3 separate regions of the Homo sapiens genome follow, and regions 1 and 3 are each linked to region 2. A link is an interaction called in ENCODE POLR2A ChIA-PET data of the cell type or tissue named here. Cell type or tissue: HepG2. All regions are shown on one strand. Each heading gives the region's core, and the rest is flanking DNA. Links, peaks and the distances in the headings are about the cores only. Region 1 overlaps CACNA1G (calcium voltage-gated channel subunit alpha1 G). Region 2 overlaps EPN3 (epsin 3). Region 3 overlaps ABCC3 (ATP binding cassette subfamily C member 3).

Evidence for each region. ChIA-PET counts read pairs that join two places held together with the same protein. Peaks named below come from ENCODE experiments on the same cell type or tissue, not always from the same donor. Only the 100,000 strongest peaks of a DNase experiment are listed, where the experiment ranks them.
Region 1: POLR2A ChIA-PET joins it to region 2 with 45 read pairs; 17 of 35 experiments call an interaction of 5 or more read pairs at or near these places.
Region 3: POLR2A ChIA-PET joins it to region 2 with 71 read pairs; 10 of 35 experiments call an interaction of 5 or more read pairs at or near these places.

The regions. Positions count from the first base shown.
Region 1 is chr17:50,623,020-50,628,816 of GRCh38, forward strand. It overlaps CACNA1G (calcium voltage-gated channel subunit alpha1 G), which reads left to right. Exons shown (of 38, transcript NM_018896.5): 36 at 888-1,056; 37 at 1,341-1,510; 38 at 2,998-4,455. The coding sequence ends at 3,732. LOC101927253 (a long non-coding RNA gene) reads right to left here. Exons shown (of 2, transcript XR_243718.2): 2 at 4,011-4,321. Among named protein-coding and RNA genes, the nearest start is that of ABCC3, 9.0 kb to the right of the region's middle. RefSeq lists an enhancer at 2,530-3,302. In HepG2, for the core only: CTCF peaks have their summits at 3,289 (motif pointing left) and 5,094; DNase peaks (open chromatin) are centred at 3,292 and 5,122; H3K4me3 peaks cover 2,045 bases; H3K27me3 peaks cover 1,567 bases.
Region 2 is chr17:50,540,534-50,546,349 of GRCh38, forward strand. EPN3 (epsin 3) reads left to right here. Exons shown (of 10, transcript NM_017957.3): 7 at 260-529; 8 at 696-800; 9 at 931-1,161; 10 at 1,311-3,217. The coding sequence ends at 1,624. Among named protein-coding and RNA genes, the nearest start is that of SPATA20, 3.7 kb to the right of the region's middle. RefSeq lists a silencer at 1,347-1,786 and an enhancer at 2,523-3,023. In HepG2, for the core only: a CTCF peak has its summit at 1,432; DNase peaks (open chromatin) are centred at 1,658, 2,068, 2,508, 3,048 and 1 weaker place; H3K4me3 peaks cover 2,637 bases.
Region 3 is chr17:50,682,011-50,687,010 of GRCh38, forward strand. It overlaps ABCC3 (ATP binding cassette subfamily C member 3), which reads left to right. Exons shown (of 31, transcript NM_003786.4): 27 at 1,600-1,746; 28 at 1,939-2,097; 29 at 2,699-2,865. Among named protein-coding and RNA genes, the nearest start is that of ANKRD40, 23 kb to the right of the region's middle. RefSeq lists an enhancer at 2,638-3,124. In HepG2, for the core only: no CTCF peak of the experiment used is centred there; DNase peaks (open chromatin) are centred at 1,148, 2,911 and 4,861; H3K4me3 peaks cover 1,814 bases.

The DNA of each region.
Region 1 (5,797 bases), core at 798-5,797, 83 kb after region 2:
TGCTCCTTGGGAGGGTCCTCTCCCCCTCACCTCCCCCACTGACAGCACAGGGTCGTAGGGGCTGCTGTTGGCTTTTTTTTTTTTTTTTTTTTTTGAGACAGGGTCTCACTCTGTTGCCTAGGCTGGAGTGCAGTGATATGATCCCAGCTCACTATAGCTTTGACCCCCCCGGCTCAAGCAATCCTCCCACCTCAGCCTCTGGAGTAGCTGGGATTACAGGTGCCACGCCACCATATCCAGCTAATTTTTTTTTTTTTTTTTTTTTTTTTTTTTTTAGAAATGGGGTTTTGCCATGTTGCCCAGGCTGGTCTCAAACTCCTGAGCTCAAGCGATCTGCCCACCTTGGCCTCCCAAAGTGCTGGGATTACAGGCATGAGCCACCAGCCACTGTGCCTGGCCTGCTGTTAGCTTTTAATCCTCCCCTGAGCTGCTCTGGGTCAGGGCCCCAGCCCATCCCTGTGGACACCGGGACTCCCTTCAGAGCCTCTAAATGGGGCCTTTAGAATCAGCTTGTGAGCCACCTGCAGGGCTGGGGGCTGGGGGCTGCTCTCCCTTCTCTGGATACCTCCCCGCCCCTCCACCACCACAGTGGGAGCTTAAAGGTGATACAATGTGTGCAGTTTTGCAGGGGGTGGGGGGCAGGGCCTGCAGACTCTCCCGGCTGCCCAGACCCCCTCCTACCTGCTTCCTCCCCGCGTGTGGAGGGCTCATCCATGTGTCTGCCCCTCTCCCCAGCCATGCTCATGCCCATCTCTACCTTGTCCTGGGAGGGCACGGGGGTGAGGGCTGGGCGGGGGGCGCTGCTGCTTTCTGTTGTCAGCGCTGCCTCAGTTACCAAACCCACGCACACCCTCTTCCTCCACCTCCCTCCCCTGTTCCTTTTGCAGATGCAGCCCCACCCCACGGAGCTGCCAGGACCAGACTTACTGACTGTGCGGAAGTCTGGGGTCAGCCGAACGCACTCTCTGCCCAATGACAGCTACATGTGTCGGCATGGGAGCACTGCCGAGGGGCCCCTGGGACACAGGGGCTGGGGGCTCCCCAAAGCTCAGTCAGGTACCAGGGCTAGAGCAGGCCAATTTGGCTCACACAGGGAGATTCCATCCTGGCCTAAGCCAGTCCTGATCTGAGGGGATGGGGAACTGAGGCAGCCAAAGAGGTATCTCTGACCTCAGGGGAGCCTCCAGCCTGGGGGAATGGCTTTGAGTCCAGGGGGTAAGGGTAGAGGCCCTGATGAGGGGGAGAGAGTGGAAGGGAGGGCTCAGGTGAGAACCTGCTCCCCTGAACCCTCCAGCTCCATTCTCTCCCCCCACCCCTCCCCCGCTTCCCTCCCTCCACAGGCTCCGTCTTGTCCGTTCACTCCCAGCCAGCAGATACCAGCTACATCCTGCAGCTTCCCAAAGATGCACCTCATCTGCTCCAGCCCCACAGCGCCCCAACCTGGGGCACCATCCCCAAACTGCCCCCACCAGGACGCTCCCCTTTGGCTCAGAGGCCACTCAGGCGCCAGGTGAGCAGATGTGGAAAGGCAGGCACAGGCCTGGGGGCTGGACCCTCTGCTGCTGGTGATGACCTGTGTTGACACTTTCATTCTTCCAGCAAATATTTATTGTGTGCCAGTGATGTGCCAGGCTCAGTTGCAGATACCAGGGACACAGTACTGGGCAAAGCAGAAGTGGTCTGTGCCTTCTTGAAATTTGCACCCAGTTCCTTGTTCCACTGAGGAGGCCTGGAGACCAGAAGGGGTAGTGCTTGCCCAGGGTCATGCCTATCTGGTCGGAGGTAGAACCCCAGTCTCTGGTCTTTCCTTCCTCACCAACCAGAGCTGCCTCCCAATTCTTCTCCCCACTTTGGACTGAGCTATGGGGCACAAGGCAGGTTTTAAGTGTCTTCACTTTTGGCCAAGCCTAGGGCCCACCTTCCAGAGCCCAGATTCTTTTTTTTTTTTTTTTTTTTGAGTTTCGCTCTTGTTGCCCAGGCTGGAGTGCAATGGCACAATCTTGGCTCCCCGCAACCTCCGCCTCCTGGGTTCAAGTGATTCTCCTGCATCAGCCTCCCGAGTAGCTGGGATTACAGACATGCGCCACCATGCCTGGATAATTTTGTATTTTTAGTAGAGATGGGGTTTCTCCATGTTGGTCAGGCTGAGCTCGAGCTCCCAACCTCAGATGATCTGGCCGCCTCGGCCACCCAAAGTGCCGGGATTACAGGCGTGAGCCACCGCGCCCGGCCCCAGAGCCCACCTGTGATAAGGCCACAGCCCATGCCATGTGTGTGTCCTGAGGCATGAGCGTGGACACATGAGAATCTCAATCCCACATGCTTGGGGGAGCAGGCACAGTCCTTATTCATTCTGCAAATAGTCACTAAGCAGCCTCTGTGTGCCAGGCACTGGCGACACAGCCCCTGCCCCCTGAAGCTCACAGTCTAATAGTGGAGACATGCCTGCCATCAGATCATTGCAGCCTCAGCTCACAGCTGCCAGACACCTATGTGTGGAGGGCAGCAGGGACACAGAAGGGGAAGGGGTCGGTTTTACTTGGGGACAGAGACTGTCACACACTGTGTCACAGAGAACCTGAGTCCGTAAAATCGAGGGATTCTTGCCAATCAGGAAGGGTATTCAGAGCCAAAGGGGAAGTCTAGGCAGAGGCGGGGAGGCGTGAAGGAGCCAGCTCAGTGAGCAGAGATGGCCTGGCTTCTCTCATATCCCAGGAGGCAGGGGCTGCAGAGAGAGCGATTCTTGCAGGCTTAGGGGAGACCAGAGCATGGGGGAGGGAAGACAGGGTTTAGTGGGGAGAGAGGAGGCATGGTGGACAACAGAGGTCAGGCTGCAATGACCCCTATCTACTAGTAAGAGCGGCTACCAGGACCTCTGCTTAGGATAGTCCTGCTGTGCCTGGTGGTGGTGGGCAGGGGGCACAGCCAGCTTGACAGGAGGGCTAGTCCATGCTGGAGAGGAGACTGCTGGGCTGAGCCCTCCCCCACCCCATATAGGCAGCAATAAGGACTGACTCCTTGGACGTTCAGGGTCTGGGCAGCCGGGAAGACCTGCTGGCAGAGGTGAGTGGGCCCTCCCCGCCCCTGGCCCGGGCCTACTCTTTCTGGGGCCAGTCAAGTACCCAGGCACAGCAGCACTCCCGCAGCCACAGCAAGATCTCCAAGCACATGACCCCGCCAGCCCCTTGCCCAGGCCCAGAACCCAACTGGGGCAAGGGCCCTCCAGAGACCAGAAGCAGCTTAGAGTTGGACACGGAGCTGAGCTGGATTTCAGGAGACCTCCTGCCCCCTGGCGGCCAGGAGGAGCCCCCATCCCCACGGGACCTGAAGAAGTGCTACAGCGTGGAGGCCCAGAGCTGCCAGCGCCGGCCTACGTCCTGGCTGGATGAGCAGAGGAGACACTCTATCGCCGTCAGCTGCCTGGACAGCGGCTCCCAACCCCACCTGGGCACAGACCCCTCTAACCTTGGGGGCCAGCCTCTTGGGGGGCCTGGGAGCCGGCCCAAGAAAAAACTCAGCCCGCCTAGTATCACCATAGACCCCCCCGAGAGCCAAGGTCCTCGGACCCCGCCCAGCCCTGGTATCTGCCTCCGGAGGAGGGCTCCGTCCAGCGACTCCAAGGATCCCTTGGCCTCTGGCCCCCCTGACAGCATGGCTGCCTCGCCCTCCCCAAAGAAAGATGTGCTGAGTCTCTCCGGTTTATCCTCTGACCCAGCAGACCTGGACCCCTGAGTCCTGCCCCACTTTCCCACTCACCTTTCTCCACTGGGTGCCAAGTCCTAGCTCCTCCTCCTGGGCTATATTCCTGACAAAAGTTCCATATAGACACCAAGGAGGCGGAGGCGCTCCTCCCTGCCTCAGTGGCTCTGGGTACCTGCAAGCAGAACTTCCAAAGAGAGTTAAAAGCAGCAGCCCCGGCAACTCTGGCTCCAGGCAGAAGGAGAGGCCCGGTGCAGCTGAGGTTCCCGACACCAGAAGCTGTTGGGAGAAAGCAATACGTTTGTGCAGAATCTCTATGTATATTCTATTTTATTAAATTAATTGAATCTAGTATATGCGGGATGTACGACATTTTGTGACTGAAGAGACTTGTTTCCTTCTACTTTTATGTGTCTCAGAATATTTTTGAGGCGAAGGCGTCTGTCTCTTGGCTATTTTAACCTAAAATAACAGTCTAGTTATATTCCCTCTTCTTGCAAAGCACAAGCTGGGACCGCGAGCACATTGCAGCCCCAACGGTGGCCCATCTTCAGCGGAGAGCGAGAACCATTTTGGAAACTGTAATGTAACTTATTTTTTCCTTTAACCTCGTCATCATTTTCTGTAGGGAAAAAAAAAAGAAAAAGAAAAAATGAGATTTTACAAGTGAAATGGAACCTTTTTATATATACATACATACATATCTATCTATCTATCTATATATATATAAAATAAAGTAATTTTCCTAAATAAAAAGCTAATCACGGTCCAGAGTAAAAGCAAAAGGGATGGAGAGTTAGGCACGTCCAGATGGCATTGATGAGAGAGAGATCCTGGAGATGGGGAGTGGGCGGCGGGGAGGGAAGCTTCAGGGCTGCCTCTTTGTGTGTGTATGAGTGTGTATGTGTTTGTGTATATGAGTGCGTGTGTGTATATGAGTGTGAGAGTGTGTGTGTCTGAGAGTGAGAGAACCTGAACCCCTTGCTGTGGAAGGCTGCACCTCTAGCCTGCCCTCCCCAGCCGTGAAGGAGAGGAGGAGCCCCTCCGCCTGGTGCAGGCTGGGGAGGCAGGGTCTCTTCTGCTGCTATCAAAGCTTTACAGCTTCCTCTAGCTAGGCAGCTCAGTGAATGGGAGTAATTCCAGATTAACTCTTATTTCTGCTGACAGCTATCAGCCGCACATTGAAAGCTGGAAATTGGCATAATGAAGCTGTTTTGGTTAATGGGGCCGACTGAGGCTGGGGGAGGTTGCCTCAGAGGCTGCAGATCTGGATCTGTGGGTTGGTGGGGGAGGGGGGAAGTGTTTCTGGGTTTTCCTTCCTGAAGCTTCAGCACGGATTTGCCACACTTCTGGCTGGATGCGTGACCTGAGCTGTCTGGACTTCAGCCTCCTGCCTTGGGGGCGGGCTTAGCTGACTGGCATTACAGGCACTGTCCGATGGGGACCTCGTCCACCTGCCCGCAATGGAATTAAACCGTGTCAACGGAGTGGGCTGTGCTTCCTGAGGATGAGAGTCCAGGGCTGGGCGTCCAGAGGCAACCTCCTGGTGGAGGTGGTAGGGTCAGAGGCCAGGTGCTGAGTGGGGAGCTGGCCCCCTGGGCGGTGATGAGCGAGCGCTCAAGATGTTTACATGCACTGCTGCTGCTGCCTGCCTAGCGGGAGCCAGTGGAGGAGGGAGGTGTGAAGGTGGCCAGGGGCAGGCAGACAGGAAGAGGGGGAGTGGCGTGGCCCAGGCCACCTGTCTGGTGCTACTGCAGACAATATTCTCTTGTCTGAAATCTTGGTGCCAAGAGGTGGTGACCATGGGTCCAGCCAGCCTGTCACCTAGCCACCTCCCAAACATCTGTCCCAATCCCACTCCCTTGAACAGCCCCCTCCCCTCGCCCCCAGGGCCTTCAAACCCCAGGATTGGATTGGGTTTTTGAAACCTCAGTGGCAACGCTCGCTCACAAACCGTCTGATCCGGTCAACTGGGAGCTGGGGGCACCAGGCTGCCGGGCGAGTGGACCTGGAGGCGTTGTCCAGCATTGTTTTCTAAGCTGGGTGAGAGCTTTTCTCATTGCTCTTTTGGACAGAACTCATACCGCTCCTTGAAGCC
Region 2 (5,816 bases), core at 1-5,000:
AAACGCAGCAAAATGTTCTCTCGCTGCACTCACTTGCTCAGCACGCCTGGGAAGGTGGCCTGAGTCGCCCACACCTGCAGGTCCCAGTTCCTGGGGTCACTTGTCAAATAGGGGCTCCAGCCTGCTGGGTGGTCCTGAGGCTGCAGGCCATCTGTGACATGGATCTTCTGCCTCCCAACTTGGGCTGGGTAACTGGGAAGGGCCCTGGGCGAGGGATAAGGGTGGGCCTGGGATCATGTCTATGCTGTTCCCATTTCAGGTTTTAGGCCGAACACAGAGGCCAGTGGATCCTCCTGGGGGCCTTCTGCAGACCCCTGGTCTCCGATCCCCTCAGGAACCGTCCTGTCCCGAAGCCAGCCCTGGGATCTGACTCCCATGCTCTCCTCCTCTGAGCCCTGGGGCAGGACCCCAGTGCTGCCTGCTGGGCCCCCCACCACAGACCCCTGGGCCCTGAACTCTCCCCACCACAAACTCCCCAGCACTGGGGCTGACCCTTGGGGAGCCTCCCTGGAGACCTCCGACACACCTGGTAAGAAGAGGGCCAGAGAGTGTGAGTGAGGAGCTGGGGGACTTCCAGGCAGGGCCAAGGGGCAGCAGATACTGTTTGTGTTAGGAGGACAGCTTCTCTGGAAAGGGGTCAGACCAACACCTGCCCTTTTTGTCAACCCATCTCCTCTTCCTCTCTCTCTTCCGAGGTGGTGCCTCGACCTTTGACCCATTTGCCAAACCTCCAGAATCCACAGAGACCAAGGAGGGGCTGGAGCAGGCCCTGCCCTCTGGGAAGCCCAGCAGCCCTGTGGGTGAGCAGGGCAAGGGGATGGTGAGGCTCTGGGGAATGAGGGGCCCACCCCGAGCAGCCTCTGTCCTCTTCCTCCCACGTCGGGCGCCAATCCCTTTCCCCACCAATTAGCTCTAGCATTTCTATTCCAGAGCTGGACCTGTTTGGAGACCCCAGCCCCAGTTCCAAGCAAAATGGCACGAAGGAGCCAGATGCCCTGGACCTGGGCATACTAGGGGAAGCACTAACCCAGCCAAGCAAAGAGGCCCGAGCTTGCCGGACTCCCGAGTCCTTCCTGGGTCCCTCAGCTTCCTCCTTGGTCAACCTTGACTCGTTGGTCAAGGCACCCCAGGTTGCAAAGACCCGGAACCCCTTCCTGACAGGTAAGATATGCCCTTGTCCCTCAACCCAGGGGCTCCTGCTTTCAGAGCCTAGCCTCCGCCGGAGGAGCCCACTCTTCTTCCCAACTTCCACGACCTCCCGGTGTAGGGCTCTGAACCCCGGGTCACTCAAAGCCACTCTCGTTCTGCAGGTCTCAGCGCTCCGTCCCCCACCAACCCGTTCGGCGCGGGCGAGCCGGGCAGGCCGACGCTAAACCAGATGCGCACCGGCTCGCCGGCGCTGGGCCTGGCAGGCGGGCCTGTGGGGGCGCCCCTGGGCTCCATGACCTACAGCGCCTCTCTGCCCCTCCCGCTCAGCAGCGTGCCAGCTGGCTTGACCCTCCCCGCCTCGGTTAGCGTCTTCCCGCAGGCCGGAGCCTTCGCACCGCAGCCGCTGCTGCCCACGCCGAGCTCAGCCGGGCCGCGGCCCCCGCCCCCGCAGACCGGCACCAACCCCTTCCTCTGAGCCCCGCCCCGTCCCATACCGGCCTGCGCCTGCGCCGGACGCTCCGCGGCCCCGCCTCCGGACCCGGGGCTGGGCGGGGCGCCGGTGCTAGTGGAACGCCGAGCCAGTGGCGGCTGGTATCCCGCGGCGGCTCTGGAAGCTGGACGCGGACCACGGCCCGGGAGCTAGAAACTGAACGCCCGCATAATAAAGACTGGAACCCTCGTTCTCAGCTCTCACCAAGTGGACTTTTTGCGGGGTGTGGCGGCCGGGTCTCGACCACAGCGTGGATCACCGGCTGTTTAGGAAACTGCAGCTGCACAACGTGGGGTGCAAAACTGCCCCGCTTCCTTTACAGCTCTTCTCAACCCTCACCTCCATCCCCCGTCACCCAGGCACCTTCGCTTCCAGATGCTGCCAGGCTGTCACTCAATTCGGTCATTTCATTCATTTATCACACATGGGCACTGGGGTTGGGCTAACAGCAAGAGACAATAGGCCTTTGTTCCTATTTATTGGGTACTGCTTACGTGCTAAGCAGATCAGTTTATTTAATGCTTGCAACGACTCTCTGAGGTAGAAAATATTGTTAATTCCGTTCAGGATCCCGGCTACATAATCTGTGGGGCTCAATACAAAATAAAAATGTAGGGGCTCCTTGTTCAAAATCGTATGAAGAATTTCAAAACAGGGACAACAGAGCATGAAACCAAGCGCAAAGCCCACTGCAGTGCGATTGCACAGGTATCTCACCTTGCAGCCGGCACTACTCCCATTTTTCAGGCAAGGAAACCGTGGCTCAGAGAGGTTGAATGGCATGCTCAAAGTCACAAAGCTGGCATGGGGCGGGGCTGGAACTCAAGAGTCAGACAGTCTGGCTCCAAGGCCTGGAGATCCCAGGCTGGGCCCCAGATTTAATTCAGCAAATATTGACTGACTGCTGTGGACAAAGTGCTGGGCTCACCTTGGAGGGATCCAACCTCCAGGAGCTCGAGCGCAGCAGGGTAGACAAGCCAGGGGCACGTGATGCGGCTGTGGCAGAAGCCAAGTGCAGGAGCTCCCAGGCTCCTTTGTTTTACTGAGTCACCTTAAATGTAACTCTGCCCTCTCCCTTGCTTCGCCAAGGCTAGCGAGAAACTCAGTCTTAGCCACACAGGAGGAATCGGACCCCTTCTGGGGGTTTATGTGGAGTCTGGGAAACCAAGGGTGGGGTGAGGCCTGGTACTCAATCCAGGAGGGGCCCCTATGACCACCCTCGCCTGTTTTTCTTCTCAATGCTCCCTGATCACTGGACCACTGGACACTGATGTGTCCTCAGTGCTTGGGGTCTGGCTCTGCAGGCAGCCTGCAGCCAGCCTCCATCCCCCTTTCAGGGACAAATGGCCTTCCACCAGAGTCGGTGAGTGGAGAGGCACAATGCCACTCCCCTTCCTGAGGTGGGGGTAGGGGAAGGGAGTCCCACAATGCAGTTACAAACAGGATGGACAAGAACACCTGCTCAGGAGTCAGACTTACAGGGTTCAAAGTTCTGCTCCAAGGTTTGACCCTAACAAGAATCACTTAGTAATAAGTGGTTATGCTCTGTGACCTTGAGTAAATTACTTACCCTCTCCATGTCTCTGTGCCTGCGTTTCCTTACTTGTCAAACGGGATCAGAAGTTTCTTCCTTGTGAGGTTACTATGTGGATGTCCCCAGGCGTGTCCATTCAGCTCAGAGTCCACCCTCTTCAAAGACTGACCATGAGGCACGAACCCATCATGGCTTTCACTCCTGGTTTTGCCAGGCAATACCCAGAGTCCAGCACCCATCTATTAATATCTTCTGCTGCACCCAAACCTGGGATGTTCCATCCTTCTTGGCCCCTGATCCACCCTTTGTGGCCCTGCCACCCAGGCTCTCTTCTTCTAAACTGGATCCCCCCGAGGACTCCCAAGGGGAGCTGTTTTGTTTCCCACAAAAAAAGTTGGCAGCCTTGCTTCCTGCCTCCCTCCTTATAAGACCCCTCCTGCTAGGAGGTTGGTGCCATAAGTCATTCTGTCTCTTCCCTGCCTGGGGCTGCCACTCCACCTCACTTTTGGGATGCTTCGGTCTTGGCTCATGGTCTTCTCATCCAGCTCTTACCTCAATTTCAAGTCGCTCCATTATCCAAGGACCTTATGGCCCCTTGACCTCTCAATGACCCTCACCATGGTCACACTTGGAGGTTTGTCATCACCCCAGATTCCTCTACATTCAAGGCAGGCTTCTGGCTCTCTGAGCTTAACCTCATTCCTTCTAGCCAGAACATGTTCTTTGGAGCACCCACTGGACCCTCCGGCTAGCCAACCCTTCCAACAACCCGCCACACCCCACATTCTCAGAGTCACCCAGGACCACCATCTCTTCTATCCTTGATGGCGTCCACCACTTTCTCTCAAACGAATCCTTCCCATCGAAATGTGTCTTAATTAGCTCCATCCATCTTGACAGTGTCTTCCCATCTATCCTCTCATGTCAAGCACCCATCATCTCTCTCTGTCTCCCCTCCCTTTCCTCTTCCTCCTCAGCCGACTCGGCAACTTCTGCTCTCAGCCTGACTTCACTAGAACGACGCCCACTAAGCACACCAATGGCCTCCATGTTGCTGAAGCCAGTGGACATTTTTCTGTCCCAGCCAGGCTGGCCCCTCAGGAGTCTGACATGTAGGCACTCTGTCCTTCATCTCTGGGGTGCTGTCCTTTGCACCCTGGCTGCTTCCCTTCTGTGTCTTTCTTTCTTTCTTTCTTTCTTCTTTTTTTGAGACAGAGTTTCGCTCTTGTTGCCCAGGCTGGGGTGCAATCATGAAATCTCGGCTCACCGCAACCTCCGCCTCCCGGGTTCAAGCGATTCTCCTGCCTCAGCCTCCCGAGTAGCAAGGATTACAGGCATGCGCCACCATGCCCGGCTAATTTTGTATTTTTAGTAGAGATGGGGGTTTCTCCATGTTGGTCAGGTTGGTCTAAAACTCCTGACCTCAGGTGATCCACCCTCCTCGGCCTCCCAAAGTGCTGGGATTACAGGCGTGAGCCACCATGCCCTGCCTCCATCTGTGTCTTTCACAGGCTTACTTAAGCCTGGACCTGAGCCCTCTTCTCTGCTCCTCTGCATGGTCTCCCTGGATCAGCTCCACACCCACATGGTCTCAACAGTCAAGACCCCCAATCCTCTCTCCTGAAGCCTCTCCTCTGTCCTCCAAGCAGTGTCATCTCTGCCTCCATGTGCACATCTCAAACCCACAGGTCCCACAATGAACCCCATGAGTTGTCCCCCCACCCCCACCCCATGCCCTCTCTTGAGGGAACGGCCCCACCTTGCAAGTCACCCTGGACACCGCCTTCTTTGTCGCCGCCCATCCTGACGACGTTTCCTCCTTGACCGACTTCCAGCCCATCCCTTTCTCTGCATCTCTGCTCCCCCATCTCCCCCTGGGTGCTGCTATAGCCTCCTATCTGCCCCTGCTTTCACTCTTGCCCCTTTCCAGTTCATTCTCCACTGGGAAGCTGGTGGGATCTTTCCAAAACGCAGATCTAACTGGTAACCCTCCTGACTAAAGCCTTTCAATAGCTTGCTTCTACTGTCATCAAAAATCCCCTTCTCTGGCCAGGCACGGTGGCTCACACCTGTAATCCCAGCACTTCGGAGGCTGAGGCAGATGGATCGCTTGAGGTCAGGAGTTTGAGACCAGCCTAGGCAACATGGCGAAACCCCGTCTCTACTAAAAATACAAAAATTAGCTGGGCATGGTGGCGCGCTCCTGTAGTCCCAGCTACTTGGAAGGCTGAGGCACAAGAATCGCTTAAACCTAGGAGGTGGAGGTTGCAGAGAGCCAAGATCCACTGCACTCCAGCCTGGGCAACAGAGTGAGACTCTGGCTAAAAAAAAATGGGGTCGGGTATGGTGGCTCATGCCTGTAATCCCAGCACTTTGGGAGGCCAAGGCAGATGGATCACCTGAGGTCAGGAGTTCGAGACCAGCCTTGAACCCAGGATGCGGAGGTTGCAGTGAGCCGAGATCACACCACTGCACTCCAGCCTGGGTGACAGAGCGAGACTCTGTCTCAAAAAATAAAAATCCCCTTCTTACAGTTCACGAGTGTCTCCAAGATCTTGCCTCTGCCCTCATCTACTGCCTGTCTTCCCTCTTTCTGCAGTTGCTCAGCCCGGACTCACTGACAAGCCACGGGACCTTTGCACA
Region 3 (5,000 bases), core at 1-5,000, 140 kb after region 2:
TGCCCTCAACCCCACGGCCCGTTCTCTGACGCCTCCTTGAGAGACCAATCTGTGCCTGCTGCTCTGCTTTTTCACCTCTGGCCGCGTGGTTTCTCCTGCCTCGAAGCAGGGCTGGCTCCACAGGAATAGTCACAGCGTCCCCACTCCCGGAAGAACTGCGCGTTTAGAGTAATGCTCTGCCGTCAGTGCCTTGACATTCTCCATCATTCTTCAACAAGAAGCCTCAGGTTTTCATTTTGCACTGGGCCTCCCAAATTATGTAGCCAATCCTATCTCAAAGCCACCATCATCTTATGCCCTGCCAGTCTATTCTGCTTGTAGCTGCCAAGAGATTTAAAAAAAAAAAAAAAAAAAATCAAATCACGTCATTCCTCTGTGTACAGCCCTCTAATGGCTTTGCATCTTAATCAGAGTTAAAAAAAAAAAAAGTCCTTAAAATGGCCTGCAAGGCCCTACATGATGGAGCCACCATTACCTCAGCCTCTTACCTCTTGCCTTTGCCAGTGTGCTCCAGAACACACCTAGAGCCATTTATGCCTGCTGTTCCCTCTGCCTGGCATGCCCTCCCTCCAGATATCCACTTGGCTTGTTCCCTCACCTCCTTCGGGTCTTTACTAAAGTCTGCCTCCTCCAGGAAGCCTTCCCTGACCACCCTGTATAAAGCAGCAACACTAAGCACTTCTTGGCCCCAGCACTCATCACTTCTTGCGTTGTATAGATTTGCTTATCTGTTGATTATATGCCTCCCTCTACTAGAACATAAATCTCACGAGGGTGAGGACTGTTTCAATGGGGTACCATTGTGTCCCCACTGCCTGGCACTGGGCTGCCACCCAGTAACAATGAATGGGTAAAGGTAATGAGAGGGGGAGTTAGGGCAGGCAGGGAGGGCACTTCAAGGAATATAAGGTGTGGCACAGTGGCTCACACCTGTATTCCCAGGACTTTGGGAATCCTCCTAGGCAGGAGGATCCCTGGAGGCTAGGAGTTCGAGACCAGCCTGGTCAACACAGCGAGACACAGTCTCTTCAGAGTTTTTCTTTAAAAAATTAGCCAGGTGTGGTGACACAGGCCTGTAGTCCTAGCTAATCAGGAGGCTGAGGCAGGAGGATGGCTTGAGCCCAGGAATTCAAGGTTGCATTGAGCTATGATTGCACCACTGCACTCCAGCCTGAGTGACAGAACAAGAACTTGTCACAGAACAAAACAAGTTAGCCAGGCATGGTGGCATGTGCCTGTTGTAGTCCTAGCTACTAGGGAGGCTGAGGGAGGAGAATCGCTGGAACCCAGGAGTTCAAGGCTGCAATGAGCCATGATTGAGACCCTGTCTCTCAAAAATTAAAAAAAAAAAAAAAAAGGAACATGGGCAAGCAGGGAGACTGGGAGGGGAAGGACAGGGGAGTGTTGGAGTAGGTCTGTGGGGAATAAAGTCAGAGGGATAAAGGAGTCATTGAACACAAGGCTGAGCCACAGGGGTGCCAAGGACCCTCCCAGGGACCATAGTTGGGGAGGATTGAGGGGCCTTGGGGGAGAGAGACCGAAAGGTGAAAGAGGGCTTCACTGGGCAGCTGATGTGACCCCATCTGCCCCTCCTGCCAGGCGCCCTGGGTGGTGGAAGGCAGCCGCCCTCCCGAAGGTTGGCCCCCACGTGGGGAGGTGGAGTTCCGGAATTATTCTGTGCGCTACCGGCCGGGCCTAGACCTGGTGCTGAGAGACCTGAGTCTGCATGTGCACGGTGGCGAGAAGGTACGCGTGGGGTAGGCGGGCCTGCGTGTGTGTTCATGCCTGCAGACATGGCCACAGCCCTTGTGGGGAGCTTGGGTCTTTTGAGAGCACAAGTGCTCCAGCCACATGTTTGTTCGGCCTCCAGGAGAGTCCTGGAGATGCGCCTTTGACCTCTCAGCTTCCCCCTCAGAGCCCCTTCCCTTCTCCGCCCAGGTGGGGATCGTGGGCCGCACTGGGGCTGGCAAGTCTTCCATGACCCTTTGCCTGTTCCGCATCCTGGAGGCGGCAAAGGGTGAAATCCGCATTGATGGCCTCAATGTGGCAGACATCGGCCTCCATGACCTGCGCTCTCAGCTGACCATCATCCCGCAGGTAGGAGCCTGGCATGGGCTGGCCACACTCACCAACGGCCCTGGAGGCAGGCCCCACCTTGTTCTGTAGCTTTAGGATGGAGACTGGGACCCCAGTCTCAGAGGCTTGGGCAGGTGGGGAGGGACAGACAGCAGGAAGCAGAGCCATCAGTGAGCCACCCGTCATGGATCTGGAAAGCTCAGACTTACCCTGCCCAGTCAGGCCCTGTCCTTTGACCTCCTGGGCCAGCACATGGGGAAGGACCCCTCCAAGAACCCCTTCCCCCGAGACATTCTGCCCTGGTCTTTTTGCGCAGCTCTAATTACATTTCACTTTTTCTGTCTCCTCCGGGGTATTTTTTGTTTCTGCCGAGTGGACACTTTGGAGTCAGATTAGTGGCTCTGGTTCCTGCTTCAACAGAGGTCTTCGTGATTGGCAAAGCTGAGGTTTATCACTCCCCTACAGGCAATTTTCTATCTCTTTGGCCATTGTGTCCTCTGGGGAGCTGGAAACAGAGTGGGAATGCTGCCACCTTAATCCCTCTCTTCTTCCCTGGACCTGGGGCCTATGGCTCCTCATAGGGCCTAAGCTGCCTCCCTCTGAGGCCACGTTGTATCCCCAGGACCCCATCCTGTTCTCGGGGACCCTGCGCATGAACCTGGACCCCTTCGGCAGCTACTCAGAGGAGGACATTTGGTGGGCTTTGGAGCTGTCCCACCTGCACACGTTTGTGAGCTCCCAGCCGGCAGGCCTGGACTTCCAGTGCTCAGAGGGCGGGGAGAATCTCAGGTAAACACTGGGAGTGCAGAGGTCAGGAACTGCAACCCTCCCTGGGAAACCCTGGCGGGTGCTGGGAAACCTGACACCAATGACACAGAGATGAGGCCAGCCCGGATGTGCACAGGGCTGTCCTTTCGTATTGAGCATATTCCGTGTGCCAGGCATGGTGTACTGCCCCGCCGACTCCTCACACAAGCCCCAGCGGTGGTCCATGATCCCACTTCACCGGTCAGGGAACTGAGGCTCAGAGATGGTAAAGGGCTTGACCTAAGTTGCACAGCTGGGAGAAGGCAGGTCTGGGATTTGAACCAGCTCTGGGAGATTCCAAAACCCTTTGAGGAAGCCCTCTCCCCTCCAGAGCTTTCTTACAGCCCCAGATTTTATGTCCTCAGCCACTGGGCTATGCACTGGAGGGGCCAGTAGTCACCTCTTACTGAGTCTAAAGGTTGGAGATACCTATACCTGTGCTAGCTGTGTGATTTGGGGCTAGTTGCTTAACCTCTCTGTGCCTACTTTTCTTTCACTCTAAAAGGCAGATAATAACAGTCCAAACCTCTTTGCATTATGCTGCCCAATAAAAAACAAAGCAAGTCATGCATATGAAGCTAATGTTTTTTTCTTATAGCCACACTTTTTAAAAAGGAAAAACAAGCAAAATAAACTGTAATACTATAACTTATTTAGCCCAATATATCTAAAATATTATTTCAACACATCATTGATATAAGTATTAGAAATATTTTGCGTTTCTTCCTACAAGTTTGAAATCCAGTGTATATTTCACATTTACAGAATGTCTCAATTTGGACTAGTCACATTTCAAGTGCTAATAGCCACATGGGGCCAGTGGCTACCACCTGGACAGAGCAGTGTTAGGGTCAGTGTGATGACAGGAAAAGCGCTTCGCTTGGATGCTCCTGTAAAATGTCAGCTTTTCCCCTCCTCCCTTCCCTCCATCTTCTCCTCCTCCTCCTCCTCTTCCCTATTTTCATTTTTATATTCAGTCCATACTCATGCACCCTCCCCAGACCTCAAAAACTAAAACAAGGCCAGGCACAGTGGCTCACGCCTGTAATCCCAGCACTTTAGGAGGCCAAGGCAGGTGGATCACTTGAGGGCAGGAGTTCAAGACCAGCCTGGCCAACATGGTGAAACCCTGTCTCTGCTAAACACAAAAATTAGCTAGGCGTGATGGCGGGCGCCTGTAATCCCAGCTATTCGAGAAGCCAAGGCAGGAGAATCGCTTGAACCCTGGAGGCGGAGGTTGCAGTGAGCCAAGATCTCACCACTGCACTCTAGCCTGGGTGACCGAGCGAGACTTCGTCTCAAGAAAAAAAACTTTACATTTGCCCAGCACTTAACAATATTCAAAGCACTCTGGCCTCCACTTTCTCCTTTAATCTTTACCATGGTCCTGTGGGCCAGAAACGAGCCTCCACGGTTTGAAATGATTTCCTCGCAGCAGTTCAGCTGGTAAGGGGCAGAGCGGGGACTCTGGCTCTGTCCCAAACCTTTCCTTGCTGTATCACAGCCACCTCCCTCACCTGGACAACATTCCCCAAGGCCCCTCATTATCCCAAGGGTGGGACTCCCTTGCCACCCACGCAGCCCTTAAGACTAAATATGCATCTTAAGTGGCTCTCACTTACATAACCACGTGGGGGTGGCTGGCGGACAAACATGGTCTCTCCAGACCCTGTGCCCCATGACTGTCTCTTGCTTGATCCATTCTTCTCACCTGCTTGCTCTCAACACTTCCCCCAGAGCATGCCCCACCCCGACACATGCCGTGATCAGAGACAGAAATCAGCTCCCCTCCTCCCTCACTGAGCTTGTAGCCACTTTAAGTATAACCTGTGTCCTGTGCCAGTTCCACCATAAATCAGCCCTGAGTTCTATCCGGCGGCTTATTCTGCTGCCAAAACCTTCATTAGTTGCGGGAATGGGCCAGGGAGAGAGCCCGGACTTTACTCCGGCTGTGGTGACTCACGCCTTTGGGAAGGGCTGAGGTATTTGTCCTTGGATGTGGGGATGCTGTGGCCTCTGGTTGGGAACACAGCCTCGTTTTGTCTGCTGGCTCTGGCTTCCAGAGCAGGAGGCTGAAGGCGTGTGTCCTGCTCCTCCTTTACCTCCTCAGTGACCAG